Regions from separate parts of the Homo sapiens genome. Here region 1 is linked to region 2. A link is a contact called in ENCODE Hi-C data. All regions are on one chromosome and are shown on one strand. Each heading gives the region's core, a stretch centred on a gene start or an enhancer-like site at or near the end of the contact. The rest is flanking DNA. Distances are from core to core; before and after follow the strand shown.

Region 1 (4,336 bases), core at 400-2,899, 370 kb after region 2:
TCAGCCTTCCAAGTAGCTGGGATTACAGGTGCGTGGCACCACACCTGGCTAATTTTTGTATTTTTAGTAGAGATGGGGTTTCACCATGTTGGCAAGGCTGATCTCGAACTCCTGACCTCGTGATCTGCCCGCCTTGCCTAATGTTATTTTTCATCCCTAGAGGATTCACCTCAAGAGCAACGCAGGGCAGGTATTTACACAGGTTAACTGCTTTTCCTGACTTGTGTGGCCCTAGGATCAGGTGTATCAAAAGACATGAAGATCATCCTGGGCAGCATAGTGACACCTCATCTTTACAAAAAAATTTAAAATTAGCCAGGCATACTGGTGCATGCCTGTAGTCCTAGTTACTCGGGAGGCTGAGGCAGGAGGATCACTTGAACCCAGGAGTTTGAGGCTGCAGTAAGCTATGATCAAACCACTGCACACCAGCCTGGGTGACAGAGTGAGACCCTATCTCTCAAAAAAAGGAAAAAAAAGGCCAGGCGTGGTGGCTCATGCCTGCAATCCCAGCACTTTGGGAGGCTGAGCGGTGGTGGATCACCTGGGATCAGAAGTTCGAGACCAACCTGACCAACGTGGAGAAACCCCATCTCTACTAAAAATACAAAATTAGCTGGGCATGGTGACAGGCATCTGTAATCCCAGCTACTTGGGAGGCTGAGGCAGGAGAATCGCTTGAACCTGGGAGGTGGAAGTTGCAGTGAGCCAAGATCGCGTCACTGCACTCCAGCTTGGGCGATGAGCGAAACTCCATCTCAAAAAAAAAAAAAAAAAGACATAAGGCAAATTTCTAAAGTGCCAGGGATCTGAGTAAAAAAAATTAGTCATTCCAACATCTACCTATTATGCCATTTCCATAATAAAAGCATCTGATCGCTTTCCAGAGCAGTGAGTTCTGACTTTGGTTAGATAGTCCAATCAGTCTGTAGACTATGACATGCTAAATCTATGCAAATGTCTTTAGGCAACAGCTACACTGAAACTATAGCTACCTTTCTGTGTACGACTTTCTCCCTTAGGACACAAATTTTGCTTCAGTCTCTTCCAGGATGTCAGGAGGTAGTCTGTCCATGATTTAAAATAGCTTCTATTGCAGTGGACCGGGCCAGCTCACAGGTTGATAAGGAAGGAGGCGCATTTTCATATTCTACTTCATGGTTTCCTGCCCTTGGTGTGGGTCTTCACAGAAAGGTAACTAGGATTCCAATTATCTTGCTTTAATCTTGGCATTTTAAATGTTTATGCAAAGAAAGTACAGCTGACTCATTCATCTGATCACTTCCAAGAGGGAGAGGAGAGGCTCCGAGTCACCAGCCCAAGATCCCCAAGGGGCCAGTGCCCAGAGCCAGTCCTGCGAGCATAGCCAGAGGATGATGTCAGGGCTTCCCAAAGCAGGTCCTTGTCATCACAGCCCCGACGCGTCTGCAGGGACAATAGCCAGCACACCGCTCTCCATCAGCTCCCAGCCAGCCTCATGCTGGGGAAGATTGGAGCGGAGGCCCAGGGTCACACCACGGAGCCAGGAGACTTGGTCATTCCAGAGGCAGTCAGATAAGGTGACCTTTGTCCCTCTCTGCATGGGCTTGGCTTGAACCAGGAAGGAGAGGGAGTGGCATGCCAGCCTTTCCACCCACACTCCTCCTACTCTGAGGAAGGGCCGCCTTTGCTTTCCCAGAAGGAACCTCTCAGGACCAACCAGTTTTTCTGGTTCTGGAGTTGTGCTGACCTTTGCAAAGCTGACCAGAGGATAAACTGCCTCCCGGGTGGTCTGTTTATTTTTGATGATGTTAAACTTGAGACAAACAGATGCTCCTACCAAAAACAATAGCAACAATAGCAACAATAACAGCAAGAAATTATTAATCACTTACACGTCAGGAACTGGGCCCAGTGCTTTCCATATGTTATTACCTAATCCTCGAAACCCTGAAAGCTAGCTATTATGATGATGATTCCCATTTTATAGATGGGGAAACTGAGGCTCAGAGAGGTCAAATAACTTGCCAACTGTCACGCTATCCCTGAACTGGTAGAACCAAAAAGCAAACTCAAATGCGTCTGACTCCAGAACCCAGGGCCTTGTGGGCCACACCGAACACCACAGGAGGTGTTCATGCCAAAAGGAAGCCACTGCTATGTACTTACAGGAGCCCCTCCACTGTTAAGGTTTTTCCCATCAACAGCGACGAGCTAAGTCTATAGCTGTGTCTGGGCTCCCTGCCCTTTCCCTCATCTTCTGCCCTGGCAGTGGCAAATCTAAACCAGTCACTTGTAGCCCTGAAAGAGTGGTGATTGACAGGGGCCCCCATGGTGAGATCTTGTGGCCTGGACAGCGACCAGTGGTCCTCAGTGCAGCTGTCAGTATGTTCTAACTTGGCACATTGTGCTTTTTAGATACCGGAGAGGAGTCATATTTGGGGCCTTGGCACTCATCCTGGTTGTTTACGCAGGTGTAAACCCGTACGCGGGATGTAGTTCCATGCACTCATGGTTTCCTCATTTCATTGACTTAAGCAAGGGAGACTCCTACAAGCAATGTCTCTCCAGGGGTTGGCTCCTAAAATAGCCCTCTCCCCTGGCTGAAAGCACTTCTTTGTCATCCTCCCCAACCCAAGCATGCTAATGGCCACTCTATCATTTCTCGTCCACACGCCCCATCCTTTCATTGTCAGACGCGCCCCTCTCCCTTTCTGCTGTCCTGTCCACCGCTGACAGTCACTTCAGGCTCCATTCAATCCCACCTCCTCCGGGAGGCTTCTTGGACAACTTCGCATCGCTGTCTCCTCTCTGTAACCACCACCAGCACTCACCAGGCAGTCTGGCCCGTGACAGATTCTCTGATTGTGTCCCATCCAGATACAAGGATCTCCTTTCTCATGGTTTTCTGTCTCTTCTCTTAGCCATATCTTATCTGATCACACCTCAGCTTGTCTCTGCTCCTCTTAAAATGGGAAGGCTGGAGTTAAACGCAACAATTTAGGAATGCTCCGTCCAGCCCTGGGGAAAGGGGGATTGATTACCTACACCTTTATTCCAGATACTCAACTTCTAGACTTTTCGACATCATTCTTGTGCTTCGACCTGGGGTCACCAAATGCCAGGTGTCAGAGTGGAAAGGGCTGATTCACTGGTAGTAACTTCAGGGCTGCAACAATCTTTCCACCCCTTTACTGAGGCAAGTCCGAATTAAATTCATCGGGACTCTCCCTTCCCAGAATCTCCTGCCTTCTTTGTTCCTCAAAAGCAAGATGTCACAGTCAGTCCCTCAGATCTCAAAAATTCAGCTATTTTGTGGAATTCTGGAGACAGCCTTAGCATATGACCTATGTATACGAAGTAGGCTGGGCGCGGTGGCTCACGCCTATAATCCCAGCACTTTGGGAGGCTACAGCAGGTGGATCACGAGGTCAGGAGATCGAAACCATCCTGGCTAACACAGTGAAACCCTGTCTCTACTAAAAATACAAAAAATTAGCCAGATGTGGTGGCAGGTGCCTGTAGGACCAGCTACTTGGGAGGTTGAGACAGGAGAATTACTTGAACCCGGGAGGTGGAGGTTGCAGTGAGTCGAGATTGTGCCACTGCACTCCAGCCTGGGCAACAGAGCAAGACTCCATCTCAAAAAAAAAAAAACAACCAAATAGTAGAGATGTTGGTCATTTTCTGTGTTACCCCTGCCCTACCTATCCCCCAATCAACCAAGCAGGTTGATGATGTACCATAAACCATACAATGGCTTCACCTGCTGACTTCCAGGAAAGATGACTAATTCTGCCACCCCCTCTACCAGGTGAGTCTGAGATTCCAACGGCTGATACTGTGGTCCTAGTTCAGTCTCAAAATAACTGGGTAGACCTGACCTTACAATGTGTTCATTTATTAAAAAGAAATGAGAAGGCTGGGTGCAGTGGCTCACGCCTGTAATCCCAGCACTTTGGGAGGCCGAGGTGTGTGGATCACCTGAGGTCAGGAGTTCAAGACCAGCCTGGCTAACATGGTGAAACCCTGTCTCCACAAAAATACAAAAATTAGCTGGGCATGGTGGCGCATGCCTGTAGTCCCAGCTACTTGGGAGGCTGAGGCCAGAGAATCACTTAAACCTCGGAGGGGGAGTTTCAGTGAGTTGAGATCATGTCACTGCACTCCAGCCTGGGTGACAGAGCAAGACTCCGTCTCAAAAAAAAGAAAAAAGAAAAAAAGAAAGAAATGAGAAAATGTGCCCCCTTCCTGAACTATTATGAAGTCTAACAAAGTTAGCTGTTTTTGCTATTGCTGCCACTGCTAGGTAAACTACTCAGCCACCTGCTATTTTTATTATTTGCTCTCTCTCTAC
Region 2 (4,408 bases), core at 1,172-3,671:
CATTTTGGCCAGGCTGTTCTCAAACTCCTGACCTCAAGTGATCCACCCACCTCAGCCTCCCAAAGTGCTGGGATTATAGGCATGAGCCATCACGCCAGGCTGAGATGGTCCTTTTAAAGGAAGCAGTGGGAAAGCGGGTAGCCCAGGCTGATAGGTGGAAGAAATGCTTCTGAGTTCTTATGTCTGGCACTGGTTCGAGCCATTTGGGTGTGATGTAGAACTGGAAACTGCCGAGGTGACTGAGCCTGCTTCTGCTATGAGAAAGTTAAACCTGTATTCGAAATGGATGTCCCAGCAACAGAAAATTGTAAGAATTCACTTTCTGATATCCAGAATACTTCTTTGAGGGGAATATATCATAACACCACCAAGTGTCTGAGGTTTACACTCATCCATTAATATATTCTTTCTTCCAATTTATAAAACAAATAATCACAAAGTTAGCATTTTTCTTCTGTACAGTAGACAGAGAGGTGCTGAGAAGTCTATGCCACAAAACATGACTTATTGCATTAGTTTGTTCTCACACTGCTATAAAGAACTACCTGAGACTGAGTAATTTATGAAGAAAAGAGGTTTATTTGACTCACAGTTCCACAGGCTGTACAGGTGGCATGGCTGGGGAGCCTCAGAAAACTTATAATCATGGCACAGGGGTGAACGGGAAGCAAGCACATCTTCACATGGCAGCAGGAGAGAGAGAGAGAGAGAGAGAGAGAGAGAGAGAGAGAGAGAGAGAGATAGAGAGAGAGAGATGGGGGAAATGCCATACACTTCTAAATCATAAGGTCTTGTGAAAACTCACTATCAGGGAAACAGCAAGGGGGAAATCCACCCCCATGATCCAGTCACCTCCCACCAGATCCCTCCCCCAACATTGTGAATTACAATTCAACATGAGATTTGGGTGGGGACACAGAGCCAAACCATCTCTCTTATCTATCATTCCCAAAATAAATAATAAAAATGCAGGGCAAATTGCTGAGAACAGAGAAAGCAAAAGGTGGCCTTGAACAGAAGAAACATGATATATATCAGTTAGCTACTGCTATGTAACAAATCACTCCAACAGCCAGTGGCTTAAAACAACAAACATTAATTCTTATTCACATATCTGTGTGTTTGTTGGGAGTTGACTAATCTAAGCTATATCCAGACTGGCCCATCTGGGCTGCAGGTTACAGTTAGGTCTGTTTTATATATGTTCACTCTGGGACCTAGGTAGAAAGGACAGCAGCTACTCAGAGGAGGAAAGTTCTTTTCATAGCAATGGCAGAAGTGCAGGAGCTCAAATATCACCACCTAAACATATTTCAAACTTTGCCATGTCATATTTGCTAGAATCTCATTGGCCAATGCAAGTTGCTTGGCCAAGCCCAAATACAAGAAGTGGAAGAGTCTAATCCATCCCAGTTTCCAGGGACTTCCCTGGTTTTTAGCACTGAAAGCCACATCCTGAGAAATCTCTCAGTCCTGGGAAAACCAGGATAGTTGGTCATCCTAGGGGAAGCATACTCTGCCTTTAGTTGAAAGAATTGCAAAGTTATATAGTCAAGACCATGGTTGCAGAAAGGCATACGGGATTGGGATTAATAATTCAATCTACTGCAGGATGGGCACTATGAGTCTAGAGCTACGAATTCTGTATCTGTGTGTTGGAAATAGCTTCAGATCCTACGTGGGTTTGTGGTCTATCTACCTAACATTTGCACACCACTTTATATATCCAAAGTGTGCTGGCACTCTCATGTGATTCTATAAGCCTGTGAGATGGGCGCAAGGGGCATTTTAGACAATCTCAGTTGACAGTGGAGGACACTGTGTGTCCAGGGCTTGCATGTCTTGGCCAAGTTGGAGCAAGACTGCTGAGAGCCTTGGTTAGTAAAGGGTGAAGAGAAACCTCAAGTCGAGTTCTTTTGATGCTCAGCCTCCATTCTTTACCTTCTTTCTAATAAGTCATTCTTTTTGATAAAAATTTGGGGTCAATGCCTGATAGGTTAAGTTGAAAAGCCATGTGTTGCCCTTTCAAAGCCTTGAATTCTAGCCCTGTTTGTAACTAAGGTCACTCGCTTTCCGCACAGTTCAGCAGCAGAGAAGGGAGGCACACATTACTGCTCAGTATGGGATACGAAGTGCCTTCCCCAAAGTAGCTGACAATGAGAATGTCTGCCCTTTATATCTGAGGACTCTTGAGAGCAGCCTGTGAGAAAGGTGGTTTATGAAGGGCTCTGAGAGTAGAAAGGAGATTAGAGTTTACTTACTGATGGCAGAAGCAATAGGAAAAGTCTATGGCAACTGAATGACCCCAGGAACATGGTCCACGCTGCCTTTGCCTTTTCTACCCAGGGCTTAGTGGCCTAAAGAGGTTCTGTATCTGTGAAAGGCAGTGCCCTTGTCCCCTTGGCAGGCTCTGAGGCTTACTCGAACTTGTCTGGCACCAAGGGACTGAGAGATTGCAGAGCTGGTACCCTGTGCGCATCCAGCCTCTGACTCAACATTTCAAGGAAGTCAAATGCAGCAGTGGGTGGTTATTTATAAGGACTGATGTAAGTTGCTCCTTACAAATCATTTATTACTATTTAACTGAAAGTGATGAGCTCATGCCTGAAAAAAAAAAAAAAGGCCTTCACGAAATGATGGACCTTTGGGGAGTGCTTCTCCTGGAGCCAGTTTGTTCTACATGGAGGAGGGAGGGAGGAAAGGAGAGGAGTAAGCCTCATATTCCCCTTCCAACAAATCTACCACAATCTTATAAAATAGGGGGTTTCAGCTGCATTTTCCAGTAAGCTTGGTGACTTCATTTACATGGCAAAGATTTATGAAAGAAGTTCACTACCATAGATGTCTATGACATTGAGTCTCTTGACCTCGCAAGAATTCTCCCTCTGGTTGAGATTGTTTTCTAAGTCTGAAACTCTGGGTTTTAAAGGCATGGTCCTATTTAAGGAGGAACCATGTCTATGAAGTTTGAGTATAATGTGAAATGAGTTTCATGTGGCCAGAGCTCAAATACTCATGATTCCTCGCAAATATCTGAGACCCAGAAATAATTTTGACATCGTTTAAATCAAGAAAATGACCTGTCTGTTTCTGTTTTCCTGACTGAACTCCCCAACTAACATGTTTATAGATTAACAAAAAATCAAACTCTGAGATGTTTCATATGGCACCTTTCTTGAAGTTTCCTGAAACACACACACACACACACACACACACACATGCACACACTATTATTGCTCAGAAAAAAAAGGCAACATAGTTTTTCATTTTTAAAAGTCAGGAAATAAAAATCATAGAAGTTTTTTTTCTTTCTTTCTTTTCCTTTTTTTCTTTCTTTCTTTCTTTCTTTCTTTTTTTTTTTTTTTTTTTTGTTAGATATGAAGCCTCTGTCTGTCACCCAGGCTGGAGTGCAGTGGCGTGATCACCGCTCACTGCTGCCTCAACATTCCTGTACTCAAACCATCCTCCCACTTCGGTCTCCCCAGTAGCTGGGACCACAGGCACGTGCCACCGTGCCCAGTTGATTTTTGAAAATGTTTTCTAGAGATGAGGTCTCGCTATGTTGCCTGGGCTGGTCTCAAACTCCTGGGCTCAAGCGATCCTTCTGCCTTGGCTTCCCAAAGTGCTGGGATTACAGTCGTGAACCACCACTCCCAGCCGATAAGCAGTTTTTCAAGCGAAGCGTTTTAACTAGAGAATCGAGAACTAAAAAAATTGTAACAGGTAGTTCGTGCTATATTTAATTCAATACTGTGAACGATTTAGAAGACTAGATCATCAAGACAACATTGACAACTGTGGAAAAGAATGGTGTGCAGTGGAGGGCAGACTTATGGAAAAGCAGGAAAATAAAAGAGATGAAAAGATTCACTGTCCCTGGATCCTACCTAATTCATCTCAAGGTCTACTCTACGCAAGGATCTGTTAAAAATCTGTCCCCGTAAGCATCTGGGTTCTTTGAAATTCTCACAGGCCAGCCTCGCTTCTGACCACATAGAAACTGGGGACATGTTGGTCAAAGGGTGCAGACTTTCAACTACAAGATAGATAAGTGCTCTGGATCTAATGTACGCATGGTGACTATGGTTAATAATTCTGTATTGCTTCTTTGAAATTTGATAACAGAACAGATTTTAAGTGTCCCTGGTGAGCACCCCCACAAATGGTAACTATGTGTGGTGATGGATGTGTTCGTCAATTTGATTGTGGCAATCAATATACAATGTATACATTTATCAAATCATCACCTTGAATATTTACCATTTTATCTGTCAATCAAATATTTTAAAATAAAACTCTGTAAAATATACACATATATCACATACCATACAATCGACTAATTTAAAACACGTATAGTGTGCAATTCAATGTTTTTTAGTATATTTCCAGAATTATACAACCATCACCA

Evidence for each region. Hi-C counts contacts between places; a loop is a spot of excess contacts on that map. Pooled maps may share reads with other maps.
Region 1: a loop to region 2 is called in a map of cardiac septum, with 2.4 times the contacts of the local background. The contact joins two enhancer-like sites. A Hi-C loop is called at or near these places in 2 of 168 maps with a recorded cell type or tissue (aorta and cardiac septum) and 3 of 50 pooled maps.

The regions. Positions count from the first base shown.
Region 1 is chr17:12,729,687-12,734,022 of GRCh38, forward strand. All of the region lies in intron 5 of MYOCD (myocardin), which reads left to right. Among named protein-coding and RNA genes, the nearest start is that of MYOCD-AS1, 26 kb to the left of the region's middle. Within about 2 kb of position 1,650, at least 13 of the 41 ENCODE cell types and tissues checked have a DNase peak (open chromatin) inside an H3K27ac peak, as active enhancers do.
Region 2 is chr17:12,363,555-12,367,962 of GRCh38, forward strand. No RefSeq gene overlaps it. Among named protein-coding and RNA genes, the nearest start is that of LINC00670, 180 kb to the right of the region's middle. Within about 2 kb of position 2,422, at least 4 of the 41 ENCODE cell types and tissues checked have a DNase peak (open chromatin) inside an H3K27ac peak, as active enhancers do.